2 separate regions of the Mus musculus genome follow, and region 2 is linked to region 1. The links are chromatin loops, found by intact Hi-C in ENCODE. Cell type or tissue: left cerebral cortex. All regions are shown on one strand. Links, peaks and the distances in the headings refer to the core of each region. The heading gives the core; the rest is flanking DNA. Region 1 holds the start of Gadd45g (growth arrest and DNA-damage-inducible 45 gamma). Region 2 has its middle 70 kb from the start of Gadd45g.

Region 1 (16,024 bases), core at 3,873-11,872:
AGGAATGTCACATGATTAGCCACTGTGTGAGGGGAAAGGTCTCCCTGGTGCTCTCCCCTTTTGCACTGCTTTCAACACAATGCCTTCAAGGTCAGATCTGTGAGGGTCCGGTGGGCCTGAGGACCCTGTATACACGGTCCAGCCTGACCAGGACTGAAGGAGTAGGCCATGCTCAACACTGAGCTAAAGAAAGCCAGATGCTGCAAACAGAAGAAAAAAAATTTATTTTAAACTCAGTTGCCTTGGTTGGCCGGATGCCAAGTGCCCTAAGACTACCCAGCCTCCTCTTAGACTTCCCATCCCCCCAGGTAGCCTTCATCCTTTCCTGGAGAGCTTTTATTTTATTTTTATTTTATTTATTTGCTTATTTATTTATTTTTACCTAGAAAGGTGAAATAATTTGGCAAGCCTTAGAAGAAATAAAGGCTTCAATTCAACTTAAAAGCAGGGCAAGTTCCAAAGGCCAAATGTAAAATTGCTATAGTCGGAAACCAAAGCCCTGATAGGGTTGGTTGCCAGCACCCCACAGTCCCCATTGTCCCTGCAGCCAGCTCAGCTGCTCTCCCAACCTAAGGCTTGCCATTGGAAACCGTGTTTTCACTGTCCCCAATCATAAAGCACCCGTGGGGCCTGTGGAAGGACAGTTCCCTTGGGACCATTCAAAGCAACCTGGGACTGGAGCTAGTAGGTGGAGTTAGAACCTGTCCCCCCCCTCCCCCAGCAGCCCCAAGCAAACAGCCACCTACTTTGGGGTCACTAAGTAAATCAACAAGTGGTCATGAAAAGCAGATGTGGCCACATCAGAGAGAGGGGAAAATAGAGACCCAGTGATCCCCGTTGCCTGTCTTTGGGGTCCTGTAAAGACAAGAGGTAAGCTATGCACGGCTAAGCCCGGACTGACCTGGGTGAGGTCACACCTATCACTGAGCCATCTCTAGGCTGCAGTCTGTCCTTCTAGGTGGTCTGATAAGTTATCAGAACTGTGTGAATCTCTTCCCAGGAGGCAAGTTCCTCCTCTGGCATTAGGGTTTCGGCCTTCCCTTCCCCCAACATGGAATTCTTGTGGAAATTTTAATCCTTTAGGGCCTGGAGTTTCAGCAGTCTAATGTTACAAGAATCTCTCTTTAAAGTATCTTCTATCTTGTCAGAATAGCTACATACCAGAATGAAAACTTCAAGGAAGCTGATAGCCTAGAGAACCAATGGTAAACCCTCCAAATCTTCTTTAAAAACAGATTTAAAAAAAAAAAAGTCTATTCTCTGAGTTGTCTTACCAGCCTTGTTTGGTTTGTTCTTCATCTGGAAAATTTAATTTTTGCTTTTTCCCACTGGGGTGAATCCTTTAATGAAATGCTTAATTCCAGAAGTCAGCCCTTTAGAATTACAGTAAATGGCAGAGATTCTTCGGTCCTCTTATCTTCCTGGAAGGAGGCACTGGCTCCCCGAGTAGACAACGCTCTGCATTCTGCATAGACAGGGCTGCCTGGCCCTCCCAGAACCCCCCAGTTCTGTTTTAGTTTTAATTAGCTCAATCTTTCTTTAATGTATTTATTTCTCTGTGTGCGTGCCCATGGGGAGGCAGAAGTCTGTTCTCTCCTCCTGTCCTGTGGGTTCTGGGGATCAAAGCCAGGTCACCAGGTCACCAATCAGGCTTGGGGACAAGCACTCTGCCTGCTCTGCTACCTCAACAGCCCAGTCACCAGGTCTGCATCCATCTCATCTTTGGGAAGTGTGCCAGGGCAAATTTTACAGCAATCATCTAGTGTTAAGACAGGTTTTTACAATAAAAGGCCAGCGTGGTTAACTTTTACTGCTCTGGAACAGTGCTACAGGTTTGTTTTAGACACTGGGCATTTAGAATCCTGCAGAGGAGAACTTCAAATCCCAACAGGTAATTGTAAACCACTAAGCCATCTTTCCAGCTCCAGCCACCTTTTCTTTTTTTGAGACAGGTCTTTTATTAACCTGGATCTTATCAGAGGTTAGGCTGGCTGGCCAACCAGACTCAGGGATCCTCCTTTTTGTGTCTGCCTACTCAGTGCTGGGGGTATAAGTCCATAGCACCATGCTCAGGTGTGTTAACATGGGTTGTGGGGCTTGAATTCTTTGTCTACAACACTTTACATACTGGGACATGTCCCCCAGCTCCAGGTGTCTGTCTTGTTTGGCAAAGACTCATCAGCTGGATCATAGACTGGAATGAACCAGTTGTATGTAGCCTTTGAAGTCACTCACTCCAAGGGGTCCGCAAGAGACTGCCCACTGAAAAGGGAAGTGACAAAAGCAGATACAGTGTATGTGTGCTTGTGCACCTGCAAGATGTAAACCAGAGGCAAACCCCAGGTCTGTCCCCACTGGGCTACAATGTCTCTTGGTTAGTTTTTGCATTGGGCAACTTTCCTCCAAATGGATTTATAACTTTTATAAGTTTAAAAAAAAAAAAAAAAAGGTCTCCCATGAAAACAGGTGCCTCTCCAGAATCAGCCTGCAGACCGCTCACCCATTTGTTCTGTGGCTCTTGTGTTTGCCTTCTTTTGCCATTAGCCTTTAAGTCATCACCACTCATTCAGTGCTTTCTAGAGGCAGAGTATTGGGCTCAACACTCACGTTCCTCTCCTGGACATGTATGTCATGTTTAGCATGTATCTAGGGTTACCCATGCATATTCACCCATGGTCACTGTAAGCATGGGATGCAAGGTTTTCAAACTCCATGCTTTTGAAGTACAGGGATGTGGTGTTGTGTATGTTGCCTGGGTTTCATCCTCAACCCTGCACAGAATGGGCTGTGGTGGCCCACACTCGTAGTTCCAGCACTTCGGAGCTGAAGGCAGCTGGAACAGAGGTTCGAGGTTATCCATAACTATATGCTGAGTTTGAGACCAGGACTCTGCCTAAATAACTGCACACCTTTTAATTTATTTTATGCCCTTTTGGTTAGTTAATGATAATAATAACATGCACGCACACACACACACATATGAATTCAGCACAAATTCTGGCCACAACCATCCCTTCCCAGCCTCTAGACGTCAAACCCTGGATTCCTACTCCCCACCCCCACGCCCTCCTCATAATTCTTGTCTCCTAAAACTCTAACAGGTGGCCGCAGAAGTAAGGACCAATCAGAGAAAGCCGAGTTTCCTACCGACTGCCAAGTCAAGGGTGCCTACAAGGGTCTGCCAGCCTGCAGTGTTCTCCTGAACACTATGGCAAGAGGTCATTTTTATCAGCATGCTGGTCTACTTCCCCACTGAAAGGCTCCTCCACCTAAAAAATTTAACGCCCAAGCGAAACAGCGCTGCTCTTTGGGCACCACCGTGGCTGCATTCTTTCAGCAGAGTCGGTGTGGAGCAGAAAGGGCACCCTTTCCTTACAGGAAGCGTCCACGCGCTCCTGCACTTTTCCTGTTGCCCTGCACAGGCTTCCAGAATGTGCTGTGGCGTTTTTGTTTTGTTTTTTTTTTTTTTTAAGTGGCATTCAACCGGCAAACCAGCCTCCCTAAGCGTTGCTGGTAAATCAGCCCAATGGCCTTCTTAGAAAAACAGCACCCCACCCCGCCCTTCCCCGAAGGCTCCAGCTCTGCCCGGCAGCAGAGCTGACAGCAAGAAAGCCCCACGTGGGCTTCCCCCCCCCCCCCCCCCCATCCGTCAGCACGGCCTGGAATGCGCAGTGAAAGCCAGAAGCACTAAGCTACAGAAAAAGTCCTCTCACTGGGACGTTTCCCCCACCCCCCAGATCCTTCTCAAAAGATAATCTTGGCTCTGGTGAGTTTGTCCTCCGACTTTAAAAGGAATTGTGGAGAGCAGCAGCCCTCACTGATGTGGTGGGCAGAAGCCCTGAGAATAGGAACTAGCAGATGCCCACCCCACTCAGACTGGCTCACTCCTATTTATAATAGACGGTGCCTTCCAACTTCTGCTAAGATACTGTAACTTCCATCACGGCTGTGACAAAATGATGATTCATACTGAGAACGCAACTCGCTGGTGTCATATTTGATATTAATACTTTAGTAGCGTAGCTTTGTCAGAGCAATTAAAAGGAGAAAGTTCCTGAAAGCTAGAGCAACCCGCCCCCATCCCCAGCCACCGCACCAAGGGCAGAGCTGCAGAGGCAAGCTCATTGTATTGGAAGGCACAGGGCCTCCCGCAAGCTGTTCAGATAAGCAGCTGTCGAGGCAAAGGTGGGGGGAGGGGGCGGAGCGGGGGAGGGGAGGTACTGGAGGCAGAAGTCACTGTTATCGAATTGGATTGCAAGCCTGGAGCTCCTGCACCCGGATGCCTTATCAAGTATGCTCCTGTCTTGCAAGTTTGAAATCTTCCTGAAAGGCTCAAACAGTACTCTGGCCCAAGTTCTCCCGTTTACTACTCGCCTGCACCCCCTCCCCCACCGCCAGCCCCAGGAGGCTGCAGTTTCTTGCCCCAACAGAAAGGTGGTCCCAGGTGCCGTGAAACATCCTTTACCGCCGCCCCCTCCCCATTAGAATCCCCTACCCTCAATAAAAAGGCATTAAGTTTGTTTCAATAAGTTTATTGTGATATTCAAAGCTTCCACGATAGCGTCCTTTAGAAAATGAAAGCATTGCCCGGGATCCGTTTTTTGAAAGAGCAGTGCAGTCGGCTAAGTCCAGCTCGCTCCTGCAGTGGCCGCTCCTGCCGCTGTACCAAGTCCAGGCGGTCGCCTGCCTTTCTTTCCCCTCCTTTCACTGGAAGGCTGCTTGCTGAGTCACACCTGCCTCGCTGGTCGGTTCTTCCCGGCCCTGGGGCCAACGTCCTCGCCTAGGCCTTCCTGTGCTAGCAGCCTCTCCGGACACTGGCAGAGTCCTGGGCTCGGAACAAGGTGTCCCCGCTGCCGCCAGACCCCCTTCTTGGGAGGCCGCGCTCCTCGCTCTCCAGGCAACATCGCCTGCCAGTCTCCACGCGCACTCGAGCGCCCTCGGAGGGCCACTCCAGAGCCAGCAGCGCGCTAGAGTGTCACCAAGTCGATCAGACCAAGGTCCCTGCCAGGCTGTCACTCGGGAAGGGTGATGCTGGGCACCCAGTCGTTGAAGCTGCGGCTCTCCTCGCAGAACAAACTGAGCTTCTCCAAGGCAGGGTCCTTCCATGTGTCCTCATTAGGATTCTGAATTTAAAAAAAAAAAAAATACATGGGTCAGCCATGCTTGTCGTTGGCCAGGATGGTTTGGGGGACTGGCGTAGGGAAACAGTGGGGGACACTCACCGAAATGAGGATGCAATGCAGGTCTCCCGGCGCGCCCCCCTCTTCGTCGGCGCCCACGATCGCCGCCAGCCTCTGCACGTCTCCCACGCGCACGATATCAATGTCGTTCTCACAGCAGAACGCCTGAATCAACGTGAAATGGATCTGCAGCGCTATGTCGCCCTCATCTTCTTCATCGGCAGCCAGCACGCAAAAGGTCACATTGTCAGGGTCCCTGCAGAGCAGATGGGAAGGACAAGGTCAGAGTCGATGCCACCCCCAGGTCTCCGCGCCGCGCCAACCCCAATCCCTGCACGCGGGGCCTTTCTACACTCACACATTCAGGACTTTGGCGGACTCGTAGACGCCAGCGGTCAGACAGCCCTGGCGCTGCGCCGACAGCAGAAGTTCGTGCAGTGCTTTCCCGGCGCCCTGCATCCTGTGAAAGAACAAGCGCCGTGAGTGGGGACCAGCACGGGGACGCGACGGAGAGATCCCTGCCCTGACCTCCAAGTCCCAGCTGGCCCCTTAGCCTAGACCTGCCTGGCGCCAGCATTCCTGCCTCCCAACTCCAACCTGGCGCCCACACACCAGGATCCCCAGTCCCGACCTGGCGCCCACACACCCGGATCCCCAGTCCCGACCTGACGCCCACACCTCTGGCACCCTAGTCATGATCTGGCGCCCTCATTCCCCATCACCCAGTCTCGACCTGGCGCCTGCACTCCCAGTTCCCTACTTCTGATCTGGCGCCCGTATATCAGGCTCCCCAACTACGATCAGGTGCTGGCACCCCAAACTCTAGCTCTAGACACGAATCGAATGCAGTAATTCTGGTCCCGCGCCTCGGCACCTCACAGCCAGACAGTGCACGGCTCCCACCCTGCAAACTTCTATCCTAGAGGACCCTGTAAGACCACTACCAGACAAGGCCAACTCTCGGCACCCCAAAACCCACCTGGCTGTGCTTTCCGGAACTGTATCCTGGCCACGGACTTCTTCCAGAGTCATTGTGCGATCCACGAACAGCAAGTTATCCAAAAGAGTGCGGAGGGAACCCGAGCGCAGGTAAAGATTCCCAGAGTCCGATGCGCGCCCACCACCAGCGAGTGCGCCAGGCTGGGCCGGGAGAGCCCTTTTATAGACAGGCTCGGCGCGCCGCCGCCAGCTGGCGGGAGGCTGCACTCCCATTGGCCAGCGCCCGCTTTCTGATGCAAATGAGGCGGCAGGCCTGCGGCTCGTGCCAGAAGGCCACGTGGGGAGGGGTGCGGGGGATGACACAGCCTCAAATCTGCCGCTTTTGTCAGGGTGTTACCAGGCAGACTGGAGCCTGCAGATTTCATCTCGCCTTTCTTTTTTTGTAAGTCCTTAAAAGGAAAAAGTTTAAAAAAAAAGTACGTTGTTTGCTGATACGATACTGGAATTTGTAGAATGCACACTTGGAGAATGTAAAAGCCCCCTCTTTTTTTTTTTTTTTTTGCTCTTTTTTTTTTTTTTTTTTTTGCGACCTTTCTAATTTTTCCTCAATTTTCAGTTTGAAGTTTATAGGGTTGTTACATCGAAACCGAAACTTAAAGTCAAAGGTTTGCAACTGCAGCTGACATTAGGCCTAGGCTGCCACTAGGGACTCAGGACTCTGCGCCTTTCGGGGTCGCGGCTGCAAGGTCTAAGCCCTCCCATCCCCCACCCCTACCCCTAGCAGATCGCTGTGGGACGCGGGCAGCAGGGACCAGCAGATTGCTGCCGGCACACGCGGCTCGTTTGCATTTCTATACGGGGCACACAAAAGAGGAGGTCTGGCGTGTGGCAGTTCGCGGTGGGGACAATCGACGCTTTCTCTTTCATAGCAACACTGTCCACCTGCCGCCGGTGGGGTGGGCCGAGCCCCGTCGGGAGCCGGGGTCGCGGGGTTGCCCGGCGCGTGGGGGTCGGAGCAGCGTGCCGCTCCCCCGCCACTGGGTGCGCACCTCTTAGGCTTATTCTGACTGCTGGGATTCTGATGCACGCGTGCTAAGCTCGAGAGTGAGCTGTACACCAAGGCTACTGTGCCCCAAACCCCAGAGGTTCCGGGGTTCAGACTCCGGGAACTCGGCTGTTCCACATTGTTTTTCCCAGGGCGCCGCCTACCGGCCGACCTAGAAAAATCCAGATCCTCTCATCCACCCACCAAATATTGCCTCGCGTTGACCTCTCAGGGGGGTTTGAGCTGGGACACCCCAAGCACCGAGAACCCTGTGCTATTATGCGCATCATTTAGAATCAGGGTAACGCCTGCACCGGGCGCCCGGGCCTGGAGACCGAAAGGAGCCTGCCACCCAGGACCAAGAATCCGTTTGTCTTATGAGAATTTGAAATATTTCAACTACTTAAAAATGTTTCTTCAAGAGGTTCTTTTCTGATAACGTAATAAAATTAGAAGTGATCTTGAGAGCTTTCTGAACTTATCGTTTGTCCCGTGGGACCTGCACATCAGGCTTCCAGACTGCTCGCCCGCAGAACACGACACTGTGGGCGTCTGCGTCTCTCTGTGCTAACACAGAAAAGTGTGCTAGGGGACTTCTGGAGATTCTTGAGTGAAGCCTGGGAGACTGGATAGGGCAAAGGGCGTTCATGAAGCTTGCCAGACTGAGGCAAAACTCACACACACCCACACACCCACCCACACACACACACACACACAGACACACACACACACAGACACAGAGAGAGAGAGAGAGAGAGAGAGAGAGAGAGAGAGAAGAGAGAGAGAGAGAGAGAGAGAGAGAGAGAGAGAGAGAGAGAGTGGATTTTCTCCTTTCTACTGGAGCGTTCTCCAGGTGGGTGGTGAATATAGATCATTCAGTGTTAATTTTTGAACTCCTTAAAGGACGTTTTTGCTGCAAGGGGAAGCTGCTTGTTTGCCAACGCCAAAGGCTAGGCGAGGGGCCGGCGTTTTGCGCCTCCCAGAGGCTGCATTGAGAACTGCAGGTGTCGGCCCTGTGGTTCCTCTGCAAGGTCTCTCAGATTCTTAACACCCCTTCCTACTAAAATACGTTTTAAGTGATGGAAACAGGGTTTCTCATCCTGGCTGTCCTGGAACTCACTCTGTAGACCAGGCTGGCCTCGAACTCAAAAATTCACCTGCCTCTGCCTCTGCCTCTGCCTCTGCCTCTGCCTCTGCCTCTGCCTCTGCCTCTGCCTCTGCCTCTGCCTCTGCCTCTGCCTCTGCCTCTGCCTCTGCCTCTGCCTCTGCCTCCCAAGTGCTGGGATAAAAGTCGTGTGCCACCACTGCCCGGCCAGTTTTATTACTTCTTAATTCCCATTGGTTTCAGATCCCAAGGAAACGTCGGAAATAATAATCCATTTGATGTCTTGGCGCACACCCGCTACTTCCACTTATAGCTAGAAAAGTGCTCACTTACCAAGTTGCAGGAAATGACACCCCCCCGCGCACCCCATCCTCCGGCCTGTCCCCCACAGGAAGGTCTGTACAGGTTAGCGCAGGCTTAAGTACTAGCATTTCCAGACCTCGCCCTCAGCCAGTCTGGGTCAGAAGGGATGATTGACAGACCCCGAAGCTAGTCTACTCTGCTGGCATTTTCAAAGTATTCCATTACAGGAAACCCTCCTCTCTGCCTTAAGCTTAGGGCCTCACACAACTTTACCTAGCTAAGTCCTAGTGGTCCCAAAGTCCCCATCTCAATTAGGAAAGAAAGGTTAGGGCCGGGCCCAACGTCACAGGCAGTATTGCTAAACCCCATATTATCCGGTGGCTACACTCTTACTACATCCCTAAACCTTAATAATACAGGGGACAGTGAGTCTACTAAAGCGGAAGTTTCACATATACTTCACTTTTGAAACCCTTTAGAGGTGGGGATATAGCTCGGTAGGTAGAACGGATGCATACAGAGTGTGCATCAAGACCGGCTTTATAAACCATGCATAGTAAGTAGTGCACACTTGGAATCCAAGGATATCCTTGAACTCAACACTAGCACTAGCTGGGTATACCTTGGGCCCTACCTCAAAATCGAATTAAAAGAAATGCATAAAACCTAGAATCCCAGCTACTTGGAAGGCTGAGCAAGGAGGACTCTTATGTCTAAAGGCTAGCCTGGGCCAACCGGAGAGACAGTCCCCAATCCCAGCAAATTCTCTCGGTGAACTTCTCCATGACTTTGTCTGCTAGGAGGGGGTCCTGAGGAAAGCTTGCATCATTTGAAGGAAGATGGAGTCGGTCCCCAGGGCAATAATCTCTGTGAAGCATTCCCTCCACCCTGCATTTGGAGTGTGCACAGAGAATGATCTTAAACAGCAGGCATATGCCTCGAGCCCCCTAAGCCAGCCCCTGGGACAGCTAGACCAAGGCTGCAAGACCAAAGCAGGCTGAGGAGCCCAGCCCCATGCAGGTGGAGTTCCCTGGGCTGTCTTAGGAAAAGCCAAATTCATTGACACTTTTTCAATGAAAAAAAGGAAAATGTGGACTCTTGCCTTCTCTTGGTTAGTTAGCCTTATCAATGCTTTTCAAGACAAGGCAAGTCTTTGGATGTTTCCAGAAGAACGTCCCTTCCCCCGCCCCAGACCTGCTAATGATGGGTCTGTGGCCCATGATGACGGTGAATTTTGTTAAAGAAGAAATAAAAATCTTTATGCAAGACCTAAACCTCAGCAGAGGCAGCGTGCCGGCATTTAAAGGCTCCACCAGCCCTTTCCACCCCTGCCCTGTCCTCAGAGCCTTGCCGGGGTGAAATACTGATCTACAGGGGGGGCATTTCACTGGACAGCCGAGACAGGAAACAGGAAACAAAAAGGGAAGGCTTTTCGCAGCAAGCCGGACATCCGTGGTGAGAGCTTTCTGGAAGGCGAGATTATTCTTGGCTGTGCACTTGCAGGGCATGGGGGAGACAGAAGCGATGGCAGAGCCTTGGCTGCCCCCGGAGGGATGCAAATCATTCCTGCATTCCTACTTTCCCTTTCGACAGTAAGGAAGGATTTGGAGCAACAGTCAGCTGCAGTGCAGCCCTACACCGGAACACAAATGTGTGCACCCTAGTGGAAACACCCCCTCCCCAAGTCACAGGTGTTCCCTCTTCCTGGTCAGACCCTGTGCCAGAACCTTCTGAGCCTCAAGCTCCTCACCTAGGGACTGAACTTTGCCCTACATGCACGAACCATCTTTGTCCTTTGTTCACTCCCAAGGGAGTTTCTTCTGCTACTTTTCTTTCTTTTTCTCTTTTCTTGAGGAGAGTGGGTGGGGGCTCTGGTTGGTACTTAATTAGATTTTAAGAGGAAAAAAAAAACAACTTTGAGTGGCAAGCAGGGAAAGCCTGGCAGCTGCAGGGAGGAGGGAGGTGGGGAGGAGGGAAGTGGGGAGGAGGAAGAGCGAGCCATTCTTTTTCAATTAGAGATCAGGAAAGAAGGCTGGCTCAGCTGCAGGGGGAAAAAACTGGAGCAGCTGCAGGACGCAGGAGAGAGGGTGAGAAGGAGAGACAGGGGCAAAGAGACAGAATGTGCCCCGCGGCTGAAGGCTGCAACAAGTCTGGAAGTCAGAGGTAGAAGAAGACGGTCAGCCTTCACTCAGAAAAGCTCCACTTCTGGGGAAGTCCTCTAAAATGGCTCCGGGGATCCCATGCAACCGAGAAATGAGTTTGTTACACGGTCCACATCCACCACTCACAACTTACAGTCAGGTCTGACTTGCTGGGGAGGGATGGGAGAGAACTGGTGAAGGCCATCTTCCTGTCATCTTAGTCACACCTAAGCTTCCCAGCAGGCCTGCGGGCGCCTAATCAGCCCTAGCAGCCCCGTGGGCATTTGAATTCTGGTTATGGGTCTGCTCTGGGAGTGGAAGGTGTGCAGACACACACATGGGGTTCCGAATAGTGACAGAGCCGCAGCAAACCCAAGCCACACGCTTGCCTTCTGCTCTGAAAGATAAGCTAAGGAAAACATGGGAGCCCTCCCACCGTGCTGGCGGGGCAAAGCCAGCAAAACTGCAAGTTCAGTCCCTGGAAGCCTTGTAGAAAAAGCGCAAATGATGGCCGCTGCTCTTAATCCCAGCACTAGGGGTTGGGGGGGGCGGAGGAGAGGACCTGGCTGGCAAGCAAGCCTAGCTTAATTAGTGAGTTCCAAACCAGTGAAAGACTCTGTCTCAAAAAAGCAAGGTGCATGGCTTCTGAGGAGTGACACCTAAGGCTGATCTCTGCTTCCACATGCAAAACACATGCATAAGCATGAGCACACACGTACACACACTCACAAGCATGCACACCCACAGACAAACCAAGACCCAGCGCTGGGGGTTCAGTGCTTATTCACTCTGACCTAGGGTGAAAACAGAGCGCCTGGTTTGGGAGTTTGGGGTTAGGTTTATTTTTGTATTGATTATGTTCTCGGCTGTGAGTTAACGGACAGGCATGTGGTAGGCAAGCTCTCTGCCACTGAGCTACACCCCACCCCCACCCCCCGTCCAGTGCCCGATTGAAAGTAAGTGCTCACGTAGATTGACCTACTAAGTCCACTCAGTCCAGTGCCTGATCGGAAGTGAGTGCTCTCATTTGTGGACCTACTAAGTCCACTTTTATGATGAAGCTCTCCCCAAGAAAAAGCATTTAAAGATGTGCCTGGCAGGCTGATGCACACAAGCCATAAGAGGTGCTGGGGGAACCTTGGGGCACGGAGTAACTACAACAGTGCTTCCAGAGCATTCCACAGCCTGATACCACCTCATGCACCCTAGGAAAGCAACCGTGCGACTCTGATTTTGCAAAGTCTTGAGTACCTGTGGCTGCCACAGTAGCCGAGTCTCTAAGTGGTGAAATGTTTCACCACTGCTCATTTTCTTTGGCTGCGCTGCAGTTGAGCACCCCACAGCTTGATTCCCTGTGATACAAATGTAAACTCCAGTCTGATAACCTCGGGGCCAGATGTCAACCCCACTGCCTGGAGATTACAGACCAAATGGAGGCAGATCAAGAAGCCAGCCTTCTGTGGGGTTGGTTTCAGGGGTAGACACTGAGGAGTGGGACCCCTGCTTCCTATACTGAGTAATGGCCATTTGGCATGGCTGTGTGCACCCTGGCTGAGAGACGTCTGTCATATAAAATGAGCCAGGACCCTGACATATAGTTTGCAGTCAAAATAAAGCCCAACAGGACTTCATGCAAAATATTGCACACATCACAGCCAAGGGTAAAGGGCCAAATTTCCATTCACTTGCTTTTAATGAAAATACCTACTTTCTAGACAGGAATGAGCCCTCTCTGAAAGCCTGGCAAGGTGGTACCTGTAATCCAGGATTTGGGAGGCAGAGGCAGACGTTCAAGGTCCTCCTTGGCTATGTGGCTGGATCTAGACAGACACCATGTCTCAAATGAACAAAATCTCTGTTCCTGCTGTCTGCATAATACACGGGAGGATACCAACACTGCAGGACTTAAATATATTCAACATGTTTTGGGACTTGTGAGTGCCCCTTCATTATTGGATTTTATTCATTTGACACAAAAATTTAATAACTTTTGAGCAAATTAGTATTATCACTATGGCTATTTTATTTATCAAGCTTTTTTTTTTCCTCCCGTGGGGTTTGCTGTGTGCCAGGTGCTGTTGTAAGCACCACTTAAATCTCATGGTGACCCTGAGAGGTCACCCCATAGGTGAAGAAAATGGCACAGAGAGGTTAATCAACTCCATAGTGGTAGCCCAGCCAGAAGGTTAACAAGTCTTGTTCTGAATATCGCTTCCTCTTGGCTGTGTTTCTTCTCATTATTCATACAGAAGAGATGGAATCCCCCACATAGAATTTACAACGATCCTTTAGGTTTAGAACAAACTGTTTAGTTTACCAAGGACAAGATCATCACGTACCTGAAATTTTTGAAAATATCGGCTCCTTCATTGCCTCAAACCTAGGGTGCCTGCCCAGGATGTGGTTGCAGGGTGATCTCTTGTGGTCAACATGAGTATTACACCCATAGAGTGTAAGTCCCTCTGAAATTTCCCGTGTGCAGCCTCTGACTCTCAGTGGCCAATGGGATCCGCTGGTTTCCCATTTCTGCTGCAACTAGTGACCCTAAGAAGGTAGGGAGATGGCTCAGTGGGAAAAAGCTCTTGCCGTGAAGGACCTAAGTTCAAATCCAGAGCATTCATACCAAAAGCCAGGCACGACTGTGTGCCATTAAGTTCAGTGTCTTGTTGGCAGAGATAAGATTCTGGAAGGAGAACCTTCCATGAACAGCCTGGTCAGCTGGAACAGCATGTCCATAGATAGATAGATATGGAGCTCATAGGTTGATGAATCCCTGCCCCACCAGCCTCACCCCTCCCCATCCTGCCTTGTCTTCTGACCTCTCCTCTGTGGGTCCATCTTCCCCATAGACACTTCCTTCTTTGTATCCCCTCTTCCTCTTCCTTCACTCACGGTGCTAAGAGCTACCCAGAGTTATTTAGCTACAAAGGATTCTTCCCACTAAGGTATGCCCATGGGCCTCTGGGGTTACTGCAGCCCAGAACTTAGCAACCTCAGTTTCCCTTTGGAGCTTGGCAGAGAGGCAGAAGGACCTCAGCCCTCCCTACCCTGCAGGATCAACATCTACGCTTTTGAAACATTCATTCACATGGGGTGTACAGGATGATTGGTGTTGTCATAATGTTTTCTTTTTTAGTTTTAGGTGTACGTGCTATATGTGGTGTGTTTTACAAAAATAAGGAGAGGTGGAGGTGCAGTCAGATGGGGGGGGGGTGCCTCTATGGCCCAGTCTGAGACATCCCTTCCCCGTGAGGGACCAGCCACAGGACAGTATAGTATAGAGTTTATTCAGGACATGGAGAAGGGAGTTGAGAAGGGTAGTAGAGAAAGAAAGGCAGAGAGAGTAGAGGAATAGAGGCCAGCCATGAGCACGTGGAGAGAGAGGGGGAGGAGAATGGGGAGGGGGGAGCAGAAGCAAGAGGAGAGAGCAAGAGAGGAGGGAGCAAGCAGCCCCATTTACAATGAGTCAGGCACACCTGGCTGTTGTCAGGTAACTGTGGGGTGGAGCCTCGACAAAATGCTGCCAATGTGTGTAAATACGGGTGTCACATGCTATAGTGCATAAGTGAAGGTCAAAAACAACCTTGGGTGGCCATCCTTGCTGTCTACTTTGGCAGGATTTCTTGTTTGTCTCTGAGTTCATCAGGCTAGCTGGCTTGCCATTTCCAGGGGTCCCCTTCTTTCCATCTCCTGTCTCACCGTGTGTGGGTTCTGGGGATCCAAACTCAGCTCCTTACACTTGTGTGGCCGGAGCTCACACACTGAGCAGCCTCCCCAGCCGGCTCAGGGTGACATTCTCATACCTGTGTGCCATCACAATCTCTCCCCTCACATCCTGCCTGGTCTCCTGACCTCTCCTGTGGGCCACCCCTTGCCCCAAGACAGTACAACTGACAATATAATGGAAGAACCAGTCAGGCCTTGGAACCCAGCTCATGGTCAGCAAACACCTGCCAGCACGAGAACAGACCCCCAATCCATCAAAGTCCACAGTTCCAGGGAAGTCCCTAAATGTTCTAACCTTGCTCTTTGGCTCCAATAATTCAGCTTCTGGCCACCTATCCTTACTAACTGGGATGTGTCAACCCAGGATGTTGTTTTTGTGCTAAAAGCCCACCCTGGGAAAGGCTCAGGACTGCACTGTGGTCCCAAACACCCAGTGTTGTCGCTAGCGTCCTAATAAAGATGCTCTACTGGCTCGAACTCATGTTCAAGTAGTCTTTTCTGCTGGATTCCCCACAACAGTGAGACAAGGTTAGCTTGCCTCCCCATCTGTCACAATGGCTGTGTCACCGATGAAGACTATAAGGGTTAAAGTGGCCACCTTTCACTTCCCTGGCGATGTGTTCTGGTGCCCACACCAAGCCCCTGCCATACTCCCCATCCTAGTTTTATGACCTCTACCCACACTGGCTCACATATATAAATGTTAAATGATCTGCACACGAAAGAGGACCTCTGACTTCTGTCTTTCTGAGTGTGGATTACCTATATTATAACATAATAGTTTCCAGACCCAACCCCTTTCTTGCACATTTTTTTCTTTGTGGCTGAATAAAATTCCATCATGGAAACATACCACGCTTTTGTTATCTGAGGTGAGGGAGAAGGGGTGAGGGAGAAGGGGTGAGGGAGAAGGGTGAGAAGAGACAAACACAGATGACATTTGAGGATGTTGTAAGAAAACCGGATACTTTGTAAACTCGTTTAAAAAAATGTTTTCAAAAGGGCTAGAGGAGAAGGAAGACTCTGTGGGGGAGAGGAAGCTACAGGAGAGGTCAGGAGACCAGGCAGGATGTGAGGGGAGAGATTGTGATGGCACACAGGCACGAGAATGTCACCCTGAGCCGGCTGGGGAGGCTGCTCTGTGTGTGAGCTCCAGCCACACAAGTGTAAGGAGCTGAGTTTGGATCCCCAGAACCCACACACGGTGAGACAGGAGATGGAAAGAAGGGGACCCCTGGAAATGGCAAGCCAGCTAGCCTGATGAACACAGAGACAAACAAGGAACCCTGCCAAAGTAGACGGCAAGGATGGCCACCCACGGTTGGTTTCTGACCTCTCCTTACACATTGTGGCATGTGACGCCCGTACTCAAACATCTTGCAACAGAAACCTCTTCGGGAGGAATGTGAAAAGGAGGCAGACATAAGAAAAAGGACTGTGGCTGGGGGTGAGACCCAGCAGGACTGACTGGGTACCAGGAATCACAGACAGCAGGCTCAGTGTGAGGATCCATGTTGGTATGGAACAGGTTTAGGATTTGAGGCCACTCAAAGAACATCACCATTGGGTAGTGGAAGATGTGGGA
Region 2 (16,024 bases), core at 3,620-11,619, 72 kb before region 1:
GCGGGCCAGCAGGACATGCTGTTAAACAGAAAGGACAGGCTTCTTTCTCCAGGTATCCTGGTGTCCACAGTACCTCTTCACAGACACAAAAGCCAAAAGGAACAACTGCATGCACACAGCACACAGGGGTTTCTCACAGCAGGTCTCCACCACACTCAGGTATAGAGAGCAAACTTCCACTCATTAACATACCAGAGACAGACTGGCTGCTCCCCTCGCAGAGGCAGAGCTAGTGTGGCACAGATGCTCATTTCTAAGTGACTTGCTGCAGAGCAGTGGCTGTGGCTTACCCTGTTTGCCCTGGTTTCCCTGCCACTTTGCACAGAGCCAGGCTTGTGCACTTAAACCACTGAAAGGTCCAGGCATCACCAAGCCAGCTCCACCCACACTCTGTTCTGCAGGCCAGCCTCCTACATTTGACCTTGGAGAAAACCACACAGATGGTGGTAAGTTTTATGAAGCCCACGACAACCTGCACAGCAAGCCAATGGCACAGGCATCCCTCTAAAATCCTAAGGAAAGGGAAAAGTTGCAATGGGACCAATCCAAGGAGAAGCATCTCATAGTCAGGCCAGGGGGAAACAGTTGCTGCCTTCTGGCCCCCTGCAGAGCACCAGTCTTGAAGAAATGAAGATGACGCTCTATGACATCACAATCCTTGCTGTAAGAAGACACAGGCATCTTACCTGTGACATCCGATGCCAATGTCTTCATACAACCACTCTCTGGATGCAGGCAGCAGAGCTTGCCTGCATTCCTCTGCCTTTTTCAGCTACAAAGCTTAGACCTGAAACTAATTCCAGACTTCCGACCTCAGGGTGGCCACATGGTGTCCTGAAGACAGGTCTATGCGTCCAGAATTACACCTGACTCTGGTCCTCAAGGCAGCCTGGCCTCAAGGAGCTTAGCAGAGAGCCAAGCTCACACCCCTCTTAAAAACATAAAAAGATCCCTGAGTACAAACTCCCAGGTAGCCCTTCTAAGCAACAGAGCACATTCAAACTCCAAAGGAGTACATAGTGGTGATGTCCAGGGCCTTTCCCCGGACACCCATCACCAGGGATTCAGATATAAGTGTTTTGGTGGGACCTGTACATACCTTAAACCCAAGTGGCAAAATGACATAGAGGTAGAAGTAAAGTAGGAGACCCTGGAGACAGGCAGCTGCTTTCTGCAATCATGTAAGATTGATTCAGAGGGCCTAGGCCGATAGCTCGGTTGGGAAAGTGTTTGCCATGCAAGCACAAGGACCTTAATTTGACCCCTAGAACTCATATTAAATGGACATGCATCTGTGAGGCCAGCACTGGAGAAGGCAGACAGGTGACTCCTGGGGCTCACTGACCAATTGACCTATCCTATTTGGCAGGCTAGTAAGATACATTAGCTCAAAAACAATGTCGGTGCCTCCTAAGAAATGGCACTAGGGGAGGCCTACACGCACGCGCGCGTGCACACACACACACACACACACCACTCTGGTTATTGTCAGAAGCAATACCCAAACATATAGCCTACCACAAGGTCAGCTGTGGACTCTGGTCCCCTTGAACTGTGGAAACTGTAACACTCGGGGATTTCCACAAAGACGCCCATCTGGGTGCCCCAAAAGCATGACTGCTTCCCACACACACACAGTCCTCTTTAGGGACACAGCTTAGGTCCAGGTTCTCATGACAGGTGAACTGGGAACTGGTGAGACCATCGGGCTGGCAGAGCTACCTAGGCCTGCAGGATCCATGATGTCACTCAGAGGGTCCAGAATGGCCACTCACATGCCATGCATCTGGGTGGCTCTTACCTGTTTGTGTGTGTGTGTGTGTGTGTGTGTGTGTGTGTGTGTGTGTTTAAGACTGTTTCAGTCTTAGAAAAAGATTGCAAGAACAGCACAGAGAATTACTGTCTGCCCTTCACCCAGATTTCTCAAGTGTTAACACCTCACCCCTTTGGCCTTCTCTCTCTTCCTCTTCCCCAGTCTCACATTTAAAACAGAAGGAAGGGCAGAGGCTGGAGAGATGGCTTAGCCGTTAAAAGCACTTGCTGAGGACTGAGTTCAGCTTCCAATACCCACATTCGATGGCTCACAATCACCTATAACACTAACTCCAGGGGATCTGATCCTGTCTTCTAGTCTTCTAGCTTCTAGAAGTACCTGCACATACATTCCCAAACACACACACACACACACACACACACACACACACACACATATAATTAAATGAAACAAGATAATCTCTTAAAATGTGGGGTGGGGCACACTGTACTGAACGTGTACAATCTCTGTTTGGCATTATGCCCAATCAATTCTGTACACTAATTTCCATAGTGTTTGCACTGAGCTGGGTACCAAGCATTAACCAGGGATGATTTCATCTGTGGGCAAGGATAAGAGCACCAGTAAGTAGTAGAACCCTTGCCTAGCATGTACAGGGCCCTGAGTTCCTACCCCAGCACCACAGAAAAATCAATTATCTAATTAATTGATTAAAATAAAATATATGGAAAGCTATGCACAGAGACACGCAGATATCATTTTATATAGAGGTGGACTTGGGTATGTGAGAGGATCCTTGAGTGATCATGGGCGGGAGATGGCCACATAGTGAGGTATGTCTCTCCCCGCCCCCCCCCCTCCACCTGAGCTGAGAAGCAATTAGAGGCCCACAGGTTATACCCTTTCTCTTAAGTTCTTGCAAGTATTTATTGAGACACCCACAGCCATAGAGACCTGGATGCTGACACAGTGCCCACCACCTCCAACCTTCGTGTCTTGCTCAGATTTCACCGTCAAAGGAGCAGGGATATTGTGAGCAGAGCCATTAGGTTGCCTCTATCTATCTAGTGCATTCCCTAGCCCCTCTGTCTTCCAGGATCTTGGCATCTTGGGGAGCACAGGCTAAGTGAGTTTGGCATCTCTGTTCTAAAGGTCAGTGCCAGCCCATGCCTTTGGACAAGGATGCTCTCAGAGGCAAAGCTCGGGGCACGTGCAAACCCAAGCTTCCGCTGCCAGGCACCTCTGCTTCAGACTCCAATGACCCTTGACCTCAGACTCCAATGGGGTCTAGCCAGGGCTGTCTCTCCAACAGGTTAATCTCAGCTCTCCACAGTGGCCAGGGGGGGGGGGGAGTCTGACATGCTCAGCCATTGTGGGGTGGGGGGAGGAAGGAGGGAGGAGAGTCTGACATGCTCGGCCATTCAGACAGAGTGCTCTGTCCAGGTGAAACTACAGGATGCTCCAAAGCTGGCTGCCTCCTGCTGGCAGGCACCTGGTTTCTTCAAGGTCATGAAATCTATTTGCTTTAGCCCAGGGCATCAGTTAATAGCCACACTGGGGCCATGCTTGAACTGCCCACTTGGAAGTCAGGGGCAACCACCACCTCTGCGGAGTGTGGCAGTGGAGCTTGGCTCCTGCACCCCAGTGTGGCCATGATTGTTATGTAAACACAGAGCCCAGCTCCGGGGTGGCTCGCCCATCTGCTCCTCCGCACACTCTTTCTGCACTAATCATGTTCCACCCTCTTAGGTGAAAACTTGGAAAACGGACAGGGCTCTCAATCTCCTTTTCATTTCTAAAAGGGGCCATTTCAGCTAAGCCTGCCTCCCCATTCTTCTCCAGGGTTTGTGTTTGTGAAAAGACCCGTCTCAAATTTCTGGAGCAGGAGCAGCTGCTCCAGGCCTCTTTTCACTGGGCCCTGTCTCCCCCAACCTCGCCCCTCCCGCTCCCCTCCTTTTGTCTCTGTCAAAGCCAGCCCCCCACCCCCATCCTGACCCCTAGCCAACTCAGAGCCTTCTCCTTTGTCAGCCTCCCAGACGAGTTTCACCCTAAATCAAGCATTGTTTGGGCTCCTGGGGCCAGCACGTGCCCCACACCCCCTAATCTTTTAATTTCACCCCAGGAGAAGGCAGCTGTTACTGATATACGCAGTGCACAGCTGTTGGCTGGGCCTGCTGCTGACTCCTGGAACAATGAAAAGAAGTTCAAGCTGTCAGGACAGAAGCTTCCCTTCCCCCGCCCCTTCTTCTCCTTCTCCTTCTCCTTCTTCTCGTTCTTCCTCCTCCATCAACAGCTGGAAGCACATGCTATGAAATGGCGCCCTACAGCCACAGTGCGTGCCCCTCCTAAAAGTCAGGTTTTGTGTGTGCCCAATCATGAACGTCACCGCACCCTTCTCGGTTTACATTCGTGCTCACTTCAGAAGCAATCTCTCCGCTTCAAAGATCCCTGGCATGTGGCACATGCTACCACAGTGTTCATTGGATAAATTACAGGGTGAGTTCCATATGAGCCGAAGAGACCCCACACTGGCTCTGGGCACCAGTGTGTGCCCACCTGGGGTTCCTGGAGCCTGAGACACTGGGGTGTGAAGGCGACAGGATTGCTGGAGGAATGGAAGGCTTCCTAGGAGCCTGCAGAAAGTCTGGAGACATCTAAGAGTTCCGCAGGGCGTGAATAACCAGAACTCAAGGGAATGCCCTAGAAACACACATTAGGCAGGTCAGGGTCAAGGTTAGCCTAGCTTGGGAGAAAGGAGGCTGAGGCATGATGGGGCTGAGTGTACCTGCCAGGCTGGGAGAACTTGATTATAATACTTCCCCCACCCTAGTCCTCCCACCTGCACCCCAACAATCCTGGGGCACAAAGATTTGGGAGACCAGTGTTACACTGTGTAGCAAGAGGCTCACCCAGAGTGGTAAGTCACCTTTTCATGGCCAAGACACCTTCAACCTGGGAATCCCTGGCCAGGGAGGCTGCCCAGCAAACTGCTCTGGGTCGTCTTGCAAGAGTGCTGGAAGGTTGGTTCGCTGTCTACAGGGATCAGCGCAGCCACCGGGCTCAGCAATACAGCCAGAGTGGCATGGCAAACTGTAGTTTTGACTGCAATAAATGTTCATGCCCTGGGGTGGCTCAGGGCTACCGTATAGGATTTAACTATTGATTTAACTATTCCTAAAACAACCAGCACGTGCAGAATCTTAAGGTTCCCAGGGCGGCTCTGATGAGCAGCTAAGTCAGGCTCCCCTGCTGAGACTTCCCGTCCTACATCTGGGTTCCATTGTGCATTCGGAAGCATCTGGGTCATTCAACTCCAGTCTCCTAAATACAAAAGACTTTGTGACAGTGTTTGCATGTAGTCCCGGCTGCCCCCCAAACTCGTTATGTAGTCTAAAATGACCTTGAACTTATCTTTCTGCCTCCACCAAACATCTTGGGATTAAGGGACGCACCACCACATCCAGTTTATGTGGTGCTGGTGAGAGAACCCAGGGCTTTGTAAATGATAGGCAAGCACTGGGCCCACTGAGCCGCGACGTCCTCAGTCTCTTTTCAATACACCTCTCCAGTCTTCCTGAGAGGCAGGCTGCACTGAGGCCCCGCCTCGACATCTGTCCCTCTCTTCTGCCTGTCATTGCTGGGGCTCAGGGCTGTCATTGCCCAGAGGTGATTCGTGCAACCACAGGTTGATACAGGGCTTCTTTCTACTCACTTTATCTCACCTGGCGAGCAATTGAAAGATTCTGGAGGAAACCCGATGCTCAGATGCTCAGCAGAGCATATGGTGAGGCCCACACCTGCCCGGTGGAGCACCTGCTGGGCCTCCAAAGGGTGTGGGGCTGGTGCCCCAGGCCACAGGCAGAGCGTCCGATTAATTTGCATGCTGGGCGCCTGCCACGTGCCTGGACTTTGGGCAGATCTGACACGGCATGTCATTGCTTTGAAGATCTGCAAAGCTGAAGAAAGCTGTGGCCCAGACAACAAAGCCGCAGCCAGTCTGGGACACATGCTGTGCCCCCCCCCCAAAAAAAAGGGGAGCAGGCAGGCGCAAACCCTGGAGACCCACTGCCAGCAGACTGTACTGCAGCAGTCAGGACCCTGCGGAGGCCAGAGCTCAGCTGTCCAGCAACCTAAACAAGCCAGGGTGACCCAGAGAAGCTTAGCTCAGGGACAGCTTCATGGGAATCTAGATCCCTTCGTTTTTTTGTTCATTTTAGATAGATAATCGCTGTGTTCTTCCTCCATTTCTTTAGTGAGCAAAAAGAAATGAACCTACTACCCTGTGATCACATATTGCTGGTGACTGCACTTCTTGGCTGAATCCTCCAATTCAACCCGGAAGAAATAAATCTCATTCTTACCAGCCATGCATTCTGCTGCTGCAACAGGGGGATGTCATGTGAAGGTGGGGGCAGGGCAGGTAGAGTGGTGTACATGAATTCCTGCCCTGCTAGATTTGATCCTCAACCCCAGAAAAGGGTGAAAAGTGCCCGTTTGGCACTGTCCTCTCTGCTGCCGCTGGGGATGGTGACCGTATAGTCACAGTGAATGCATGTGTGATGGCCCATAGCCAACCTGTAGCCTTCAAACCACCTCTGGCACCTCGGCCATCTGTCCAGGCATGGAAAGAGCTGTGCATTGCATAGAGATAGGTCTCAGAAAGGGACGTAAGATACACCACGTGGCAACACAGCTAGGGCACTAAACGAGGGACACCCGGTACAATATTGTGACACTTGAGGCCTGGCTAGTGGTCACAGCTGAAGGCAGGAGGCCTGAGCATCCTGAGGCCTGTATTCCTGTCCTCTTGAACCCACCCCCACCCCTAGCCTGTGCCCTCCCTCACCCTTCAAGTTTGAAGAGATGTGGCGGCTCTCCTCCAGCAGCAGCAGCAGGCTGGGGAAGGTAGCAGGCAGGCCTGTTTTAAGGCCATTAGCAAAGAACAATGGGGTCTGAAAGGGTAATCCTAGAAGAGAAGAATGGGAGTCGGCCTGTGCCAGCCGCGGGGCTGGTTCATTACCCAGACAGCAGATGGAGGGTGGCCTGGTTGCCAGGCAGAATTCGAGCTACCCAGCACCTCCAGTGGGGGAGGCAAGAGCTGAAGGCCTGGTGTTCCTTCCCAGCACTTCAGCCCTGTCCCCTAAGGTTCTCCAGGCAATGAACTTCCTAGGGCCTTGACAGGACCGAAGACCCATGTGTTCCTGACCGTGTGCTCAGGAGTACCCAGGTGACCTACAAACCCTCCCCAACTGAGCTCAGAGGCTACTGGGACAGGAGGTGGGCGCCCTGAAGGGGCATAAGCCCCGCAGTTAGGTTCCCTCCTTGCTTCTGCCCAGGTAGCCCGTTCTCGGCAAAAAAAAAAACAAAAACAAAAAACCAGTTCGGAATGGACACGGATGATAAACTTGCATCCACGCCTTTGGGGAGGCTGGCTGAAGGGGGTTGCACACAGGCGTGGGCTGCACAGTGGGGCGGTGCACCTGGGGGTGTGAACACTGAGGGTTTGCACTCCGGCTAATGTACCCACTCAGGGGAGCGCACAGGGAGTTGAGGCACACAGTCCCAGGTACTTCCACCCTTTGATGTTCACGGAGCACTGTCATCAGCTTTGGTCACTGCTGCCTTTGCCCTGGACGACTCGACTCGCTGCCTGCAGACCCTACCTGCCCTTGGGGGTTGGAGGTAAGGTGGCATGGAATCAACAACACAGACTCTGGAAGCAGGTGAGAAACGCCAGCAGCAAGCTCCTCTGAACCTCCACCCCATTGGTCCTAAGAAGGCATCGCTTCTAAACAGCAGTTCCTGATTGGCTGGCATTGTCTGGGTCCGCAATCAATGGCCTCTCTGGCAGTCTTCAATTAGGTCCACTGCAGGAGATGCCTTTGCTGCTGCGTGGCCCCCAGCAGCGGCGTTTATGGAGAGGTGGCCAAGGCTGTTCCTCCTACAGGTCACGCTCCACGAAAGCTCACCACTCCCTCCCGCAATGGGAAAAGGCAGCGCTGGCTTGTGGGTGACAAAGCAGCCAAAGCAAGAGGCTAGACAAGTCCTATCTTGCTCTCCTCCTGCCTGGCAATCTCCATTGTGGTTTTGGAGCCTCCTGCCACCAGATGGTCCCAGCAGAATCTGCTACTTTTCCAAACGGGAGTGCTTCAGTTGGCGAGTGAACAAGTCTGCAGGATCCCCATCAGCCACACCTGTGTCTGGGGGTGGGGGTGGGGGAGCGGACCCCAACCCACTTAGAGGTTGTCCCTCCCTTCCCCTCCTGTGCATGATTGCCTCACAGCCTCCCACCTTCTCTGTGCTTGAAAATCAGTACTTAAAGAAGACCCTTCTGTGAACATTCAGACTTAATTTAGCCAATTGTGCAACCATCAGTGCTGCAGAATGGGTACAGGTCCCTCAGATTGCTCTCCTAGTTAGCGTGAATTATCAACTCTACAAAACCTAGAGTCACAGGAGAGCCTCAGTTGAGGAATTGCCTAGATCAGCTTGGCCTGAGGGTGTGTCTGTAAGGGATTGCCTTAATTGCTAATTGCTGTAGGAGGATCAGTCCACCATGAGCAGTACCATTCCTAGGCAAGTGATCCTGAGCTGTGTAAGAAATCTAGCTAAGTGCGAGTCTATGAGCAAGCCAGAGAGTGACCCAGCAAGGAGATCCAGTGTGCAAGTCTCCTTCATGGACCCCTGACACTTTGTTCCCGACTTCTCTGTGCAGTTCTCCAGCAATGACTGAAGGCCCAGAAGCCAGGGAATTCCAGCTTCTGCTTTCTCACGTCTAAGACTGTGCTTTCCCACCCCCAGAGTGGTGTCTCTGTGCTTCCCTGAAGCCCAATACCTGCCCGGTGGCAGCATATGATAAGCTCAGTCAAGCTCCCCACGTTTTGCCTCCCCAGAGGCCGTGGGATGCAGACCCACACAGCACCACCACCACCATCATTACCTTCACCAACGCCATCATTATGTTACAGCTATTATGTCACCATCACCACCATCTTGGTCACCACCCCAATTGTCACTTTCCCAGGACAGTTACCACTTAAACATTTTACCTGAAACCACTTTCCTGGTCCTCCTTACAGACCTCTGATGCACACATTACAATGATCTATGCTTTACAAATGATGTCCCTAAAGGCCCTTTGGGTCAGAGCAAGATTTAAACTGCAGCATCAGGCTTTGGAGATCAGCATCTTGAAGGGATATTCAGGTGAGCATTGTCTATTTGCAGTAGCAAAGGGCTGATTTTAACTAGTACTTCCTGCAAGACAGCAGTGTAAAATGATTGGTTCTAGGTATATGTCCCACCAAGCATGTCTCAAAAGCAGAGGAATAAAAATGGGGGGAGGGGGAGCCACAGAATTTATGCAGTGTGAATTTATTTATAATCACCAGGCTAGGCTTATAGCTCAGTCATAAAGCACTGGTGCCAACACACACACACACACACACACACACACACACACCCGTGTGCACGCATACACACACAAAGTGCAAAACCAGAAAAAATTATCAGTTACTTTAGTAACTAACACACCATAAGACTTTAGGCAATGTGACAAAATCACAGAATTCAGGCCATGGAAGCCAGTTCCAGAAGGAGGATGGATACAGTGAAACTATCCGGGTTTCTGGGTAGTGTTGAAGCTGCTAACCTGGGTATCTTCATTTGTTAAGGCTGTCTCACATGAACATATAGATTATGGATATTAGTGTTGGCGTTACTTCTACAATCCACCCGACAGCTAACTGGCAACAGCCTGATAGGCCTGTCTTCCTATAAAAGGGGCTGTTTGCCCCCTCCTCTCCCTCTTACTCTCTTACTTTCTTTACCTCTTCTCTCTCTGACCCCTTTCTCCCTCTTTCCCTTTCCTCTGCCCTGCTCTCTTTCTCTCTCCGTGTTCCTGGCTGGCCTCTTCTCTCTCTCTCTCTCTCTCTCTCTCTCTCTCTCTCTCTCTCTCTCTCTCTCTCTCTCTCTCCCTCTCTCTCTCTCTCTCTCTCTCTCATACACACACACACACACACACATTTTCTCTCTCTCTCTCTCTCTCTCTCTCTCTCTCTCTCTCTCTCTCTCTCTCTCTCTTTCTCTCTCTCTCTCCCTGCCTCCATTCCCTTCTTAGCTCCCCTTCCCATGCCCTAAATAAACTCTATTCTACACTATACCCATCGTATGACTAGTACCTCAGGGGGAAGAGATGCTTCAGCATGGGCCCATAGAGGCATCCCTCCCACCACATCATACCCAACTCTATCAAACATCTCTTGGCTCTCTTCTTCTTCTTCTTCTTCTTCTTCTTCTTCTTCTTCTTCTTCTTCTTCTTCTTCTTCTTCTTCTTCTTCTTCTTCTTCTCCTTCTCCTTCTCCTTCTCCTTCTCCTTCTCCTTCTCCTTCTCCTTCTCCTTCTCCTTCTCCTTCTCCTTCTCCTTCTCCTTCTCCTTCTCCTTCTCCTCCTCCTGCTCCTCCTCCTCCTCCTTCTTTTTCTTCTTTTTAATAAAGCACAACATTGGCTGGGGAGGTAGCTCAATGTATAAAGCACTTGCCGTGTGAAAGTGAAGACGTGAGCTCACATCCCCAGAACACATTTGAAGCCATAGCACATGTCTGCAATCCTGATGTTCCAAGGCAAGAGGCAAGGAGAGAAGTGTCCTGGGATGACCACAGGCCAGCTTACCTGGTATGTAGCCGAGAGCAACAAGAGACTTCCAGGAACAAGGAGGACAGGAAGCAAAGCCCAACACCTGAACTCGTCGTCTGACCTCCACATGCCTGCTGTGGCAAGTGTGCACCAGACAGACAGACAGACAGACAGACGGACAGACAGACAGACAGAGACAGGGAGAGGGAGATTTGAAATTGTAGGTCCTCTTCTGTGAGCACAGTGCATTGAGTGTGTTCCCTTCACTCTCTAAGGAGTGTCTCCGGCTATGGCCGCAATCTTGTGCGTTTCTTCCCAAGCCTAAAAGAAGTTTTCGGTAAGATCCATAGACATTTCTACATCTCCTAGCTGACACTAATTCCCAGCACCACTGCAGCCTAGTCCACATGGGGAAGTTGAGGCATGCACTAAGCACCAATCTTGGTTCATATACAATACCACAGTTTTATTATTGTTTAAACTCACTTAAAGCTAACCCTTGGCCCTTCCTGTTCTCTGGACAGACAGGATACTCAGCCTCAGATCTCAGATCTATCGGAGTCTTAAGCAGCTCAAATCTTTAGCTCTCCCAGTGTGGGTCATGGACTTCCTACCGCTCCCCACACAGACCCAGAAAGAAGGGTCAGGGGGCTCCCAGAGGCCCTGATGTCAGAACACACACTCTCTCTGTAGGCTCTTTGTCTCCCTGGGCCCTGTTCTGAAGACTAAACTCCCTCTCACCTTCTTCTAGGAGGCAGCTCCCTTCTGGGGCTCCAGATTATCAGCATTCTGCTTTACGATGTTGAATGGTAACCCATCTCTACCTCTTCCTCACCAGAGGACCCTCCCAGCTCCCAAGCCCTTCTCTCTCTTGACTTCTTTGTGTTCATTACTGAGCAATCAGAGCCAGGAGAAACTGGGAGACAGAGAAGAATGCTGACAACCTACAGGATGAAAGCACAGACCTTCACCTCATTGCTTGCAACCTAGTTGCTATTCCAGAACACAGAGCCCATCTGCTTAAAAGCCAAGTGGAGAGCAGCAGGGTGCATTCCCAGGGCCAGAGAGTGGCTGGCTCAGTCCTTGGCCTTGTGTTGAACCTATGGTCTAGAAAATCAGTCCACCCTTCTGTCTTGGGCTCGCACAAATGAGTGTAGTGTACGCACACACATATCGAGATCCATGTATATATATGTGCACAAACTCACACACTCATCATATCCAACTGCATGCATAGTCACGTGCACACACTTGTTACACACATGCATATACTTACACTTCCACAAGCACACTCACATGCCCATAGCCACCAGTGCACACATTCAAATGGTAGGCCAGCAAAGCTCCAAGCCTGATTCTCCAGTCTAATATGTCAAATGGGCTTGTTTATCTTGCAGTTCTGTAGTTCCTAGCCAGTCATTCCAAATCCAGAAAGCCCTGGGAACAAGACACTGTTTCATAACAGGTTTAGAGGCAGGGTTCAACCTGAATGCACGTGAGGCATTCTCTGCCTGACTTAGTTTTGCTATAAAACATTAATACCTTTGCCTGCCGGCTGCTACCCACACACAGTGGGGTTGGGTGGAGCATGTGATCCACACACTGCCCAAAACAGCCGCAGGCTCAAATCCCATCTGGCTCCAGGGTTACAGGTGAAGGGTTTCACCCATAGCTAGCATGCACAGACAGTGGGTGCTTACATTCCCACGGAAGCCTGGGACCCACGGTGGCCCATTACCCAGAATCCACCACTAGGTGATCTGTTCACCCTGGGGCAGGGGGGTGGGGAGGGGGAGTGACCACAGAGTACTGAAGAGACAAATTAAGTCAAACAGAATCAGGCGGGACTTCAACTCTAAGCTTCTAGACAATGTGCTGAATGCTCTTCCTTCTGGGCCCAAATCTTATAACTCCCTCAAACTGACTGCCTCCAAAAGGAACTTCTGGGGGCTTGTCTGTCTCCTTCCTGTCCCTGATGAGACAGGGGACATGTGTACAACATAGGTACACACACGCTCATGTATACACGTACCCCTCTCTCTTAGAGGCGAGCTCTGGAAACCTCTCCACAGAACTCCATAGCAGCCATTGCCCCAATACAGACAACCTGAACATAGTAGGACCAAAAATCTGGTAGCTCCAGCACCGGTCTCCAATCCCACCAGAACTCATGCTACCCAGCCAAGGGGAAGTTCCAGGATTTTCTCCCAGATGGCTTTGACTCTCCTTTTCCAGAATCACTCTCAAAGGTAATTTCAGAGTCAACAAAGAAACCCTGCTCAGCACACCCCTATGGTGTGGAAACTGAAGTTAAAAGATTGCTTAAGAGCAGCCGCACATCAAAGCCCTCGCCCCTCAAAGAGAGATCCCAAACCCCAAGGCCACCTCACGGAAAGCTGACAGCTAAGCGGGTAGGGGCGCGGCTCCTCTGTGAGCCCGAGAACAGGGTGGAGGAGGGCAGTTCAAGGAAGTGTAGAGGTTCTTTGAACTTGGAAAAGGGGTGACTTGGAAGCTTGCCCTTCTGCTACTCAGGTTCACAGCTGAGGGCTGACACCTGCTTGTACTCGAAGGATCCCTCCCTGCCCCCCCCTCCCCAAGTCAGGAGGGACTCTGGGGATTCTCCGTTTCCTCCCCCATTGCACTGCGACAACAAGCCAAGGACACAAGAACCTGGAGACCACAGATCTTCCGCCCTGCTCAGGAGAGCCCATTCTTCCCTCCAGCTTCCCGGCCTGCTACCTTATCACCAATGTCAACACACATTTCCCAACAGTGCTAAAGAGTCCCGAAAGCAAATATTCTACTGCCTCCGGGAACTCTCTGGGTACAAGGCTTTGATGGGAGCAGGTACATCAGCCGAGACCAGCACCTCTGTCGATGCAGTAATAAACCTTACGTGCATACCCCAGATGGTGAGCCACAGGGCTAGGGCTCTCCCACCTGGGTTCAGGTAGAGAGCACCTGCAGACAGGCCCAAGTGACACACGCATGGGTTACCTGATGCAGGGTCCTATTGGCTCAGTGGCAGAAGGCTAAGCTGTAGACCTCATGCCACCAGCAATTTGTATGTGAAGAAAGTTGGACTGAACAATCCCTTTTGATAATCAATCATTTTAACACTCATGTTTATCCTTAAATGAAATTCTTGGATACTACTATTACATACATATAAACAGTATATAGATGAGTGACAGATGGACCGTTAATGGTGACAGATGAATGGGCAGGTGTTGATGACACTAGGTGGATGTACAGACAATACCAATGGATGGATGATGGATGGATGGATGGATGGATGGATGGATGGATGGATGGATGGATGGATGGATGGATGGTGTATGATGGATGGATGGTGTATGATGGATGGATGGATGGATGATGGATGGATGGATGGATGGATGGATGGGTGATGATGAACTGGTAGATATGTGAGTAGTTGGATGTGTTTACCATTTATAATGACATCTTTTTGAATAGCAAACATCTAGGTACAATTCTCATAGGATATGCCAACTCCTTAAACATTGACATTAGGTATACTTTCAGAAGATACAACAACTGGCATCAGGCATTGTCTCAGCAGTTCGTGGGGCTCTCACCAGTGCTACATATATTTTTGTGTATGTGAAAGTGTGTGGAAGCTAAAAACAATACAAAGCCTAGAGCACGCCTTGACGGGCATCATAGCTGCCTGCCTAGGAAAAGTATTGTTTATTGTAGCCTCATGAGAAATGCACGATGTCTCTAGATCAAAGGTGGGGACAGGGCTGCCTTCCAATGCAGACCCTTCATCCAAGTAATTGGCTGATGGCTGATAAGAGACCCACCGAGCCATATGATCATGTGACACTCTCCCTAGGAAAATCCCAAATCCCTTTAGCCCTGCGCACAGAAGGCCAGCAGACCCTGGGGCATTATTTCCATTTTTTAAAACCTCCCTGACAAATTCCTATTGGGTTTTTTTTCAATAGCTTTTTTTAAAGATTTATTTATTATTTATTATATGTAAGTACACTGTAGCTGTCTTCAGACACTCCAGAAGAGGGAGTCAGATCTCATTATGGATGGTTGTGAGCCACCATGTGGTTGCTGGGATTTGAACTCCGGACCTTTGGAAGAGCAGTCGGGTGCTCTTACCTGCTGAGCCATCTCACCAGCCCCCTATTGGGTTTTTATGAACCACTACCTCTCTGAGGGCCACCACTAAGGGGAGAATCCAGCCCCCCAGTAGGTTGAACCAGGGCTTCAGCAACTTCCCCGGAAACTCAGTAGCCACTTACATTCCATCATAGCTCCTGAGACTTGACATTAGACAAGACTAAGCCACTGAGATGGGCCACCTATAGACCCTCTGAATCCCCTTTGCCCACCCCTGAACAGGCAATCTTCCCTTAGGCTGCAGCATCAACCCCAGGCATGTCCAAATAGGATTAGGGTTGGGATTAAAGTTAGGACTGGTGGTGTGTAGATGGGTAGTTGGATGGAGGGGTGAATAGATGGGAAGGATGAGTGGATAGATGGTTGGGTGGGAGGGTGGATGGGTAGATGTGTGGATGTGGATGAATGGACAGACTGGATGGATAAATGGACAGATAGTATGTAGACATGGATGTTAGATGCTGGGGTCTCCTTGTCAAAACTCAATACACTGGGAAGTCCTCACACTTGTTGGAGGCTCTTCAGACATTGTTAGGTGGCCATGTTGATGAGAATAGATCCTTAGAGATCGCACACATGATCAGAAGGGGAGAGGGACTTGAACTTGGCCCATGTTCTGCTTCATGAGCAGCTGGACGGCTTCACCAGATGCCAGAACCACGTTCCTGACACCTCACCTCCAGAGCTTCAGGCAAGCAGACCTCTAGTCTTCACAGACATCCAGCTTTGGGTATTTTGTGATGGCATTGGGAAACAGACTTAAGATAGACATTAGCTATAGCGCATGAGTGAGCTTTGTGAATCACAGTCCAAGCGGATGTGAAGAGTGAGTGAGCACTCTCTGGCTTTGTCTGGATTCTAGGTCACTCGCAGGCTTTCCTGTGGGCTTGCTCACCTGACTTATCCCCAGGGCTGGACCAGGAAACCCTCCCCCCCCCCACCCCTATTCCCCAAGCCTCTGACCTCAGCATCCACCCATGACTCATCATTTCTACCTGATTCCAGAACTGGGACTTGAGCAGACAGCATGCAGAGGTAGGTGGGACTCTGCCTGTCACACACATAGGCCTGGCTTGGTATCTCCCTTCTACATCACTTAGCTTGAAATACAAGCACCTACTGTGGCAGACCAGCACAAGGCTCCAGCACATCAGCACAGACAAGAACGGACTCCTCCAGCCAAGTATCACAATCTCAAGCAAGTATGGAAGGAGTCAGTTTAAAACAAAATAAAAAATGACTCAGTGTAGTGAGGTGGGGGTCGGGAGGGTGGTTTGGCAGGGGAAGGAGAAGAAGAAACTTCCACCTGCTTTCACACCACAGGAAAGTAACTTTCCCCACCAATTCATTATTGCTCCATGCCTTTTCTCTCTCTACCCTTTTCTGTCTAGAAAAGCAACTTCCTCATCTTAGCCAATTGGAACACTGACACTCAGTCGAACTTGGTTTGCCCGATTC

Evidence for each region. A loop is a pair of places that touch in the nucleus more often than their neighbours do. Peaks named below come from ENCODE experiments on the same cell type or tissue, not always from the same donor. Only the 100,000 strongest peaks of a DNase experiment are listed, where the experiment ranks them.
Region 2: it touches region 1 in a loop (2.9-fold over the local background); 9 of 42 quality-filtered maps call a loop at or near these places.

What each region holds. Positions count from the first base shown.
Region 1 is chr13:51,836,968-51,852,991 of GRCm38, reverse strand. It overlaps Gadd45g (growth arrest and DNA-damage-inducible 45 gamma), which reads right to left and starts at 6,317. Exons shown (of 4, transcript NM_011817.2): 1 at 6,160-6,317; 2 at 5,539-5,640; 3 at 5,223-5,436; 4 at 4,517-5,123. The coding sequence starts at 6,212. The coding sequence ends at 5,013. In left cerebral cortex, for the core only: CTCF peaks have their summits at 4,938, 6,331, 7,334 (motif pointing left), 8,140 and 1 weaker place; DNase peaks (open chromatin) are centred at 7,285, 7,683, 8,141, 10,026 and 7 more places; H3K4me3 peaks cover 3,804 bases; H3K27ac peaks cover 2,981 bases.
Region 2 is chr13:51,908,617-51,924,640 of GRCm38, reverse strand. No RefSeq gene overlaps it. Among named protein-coding and RNA genes, the nearest start is that of Gadd45g, 70 kb to the right of the region's middle. RefSeq lists an enhancer at 2,509-4,728. In left cerebral cortex, for the core only: no CTCF peak of the experiment used is centred there; no DNase peak of the experiment used is centred there.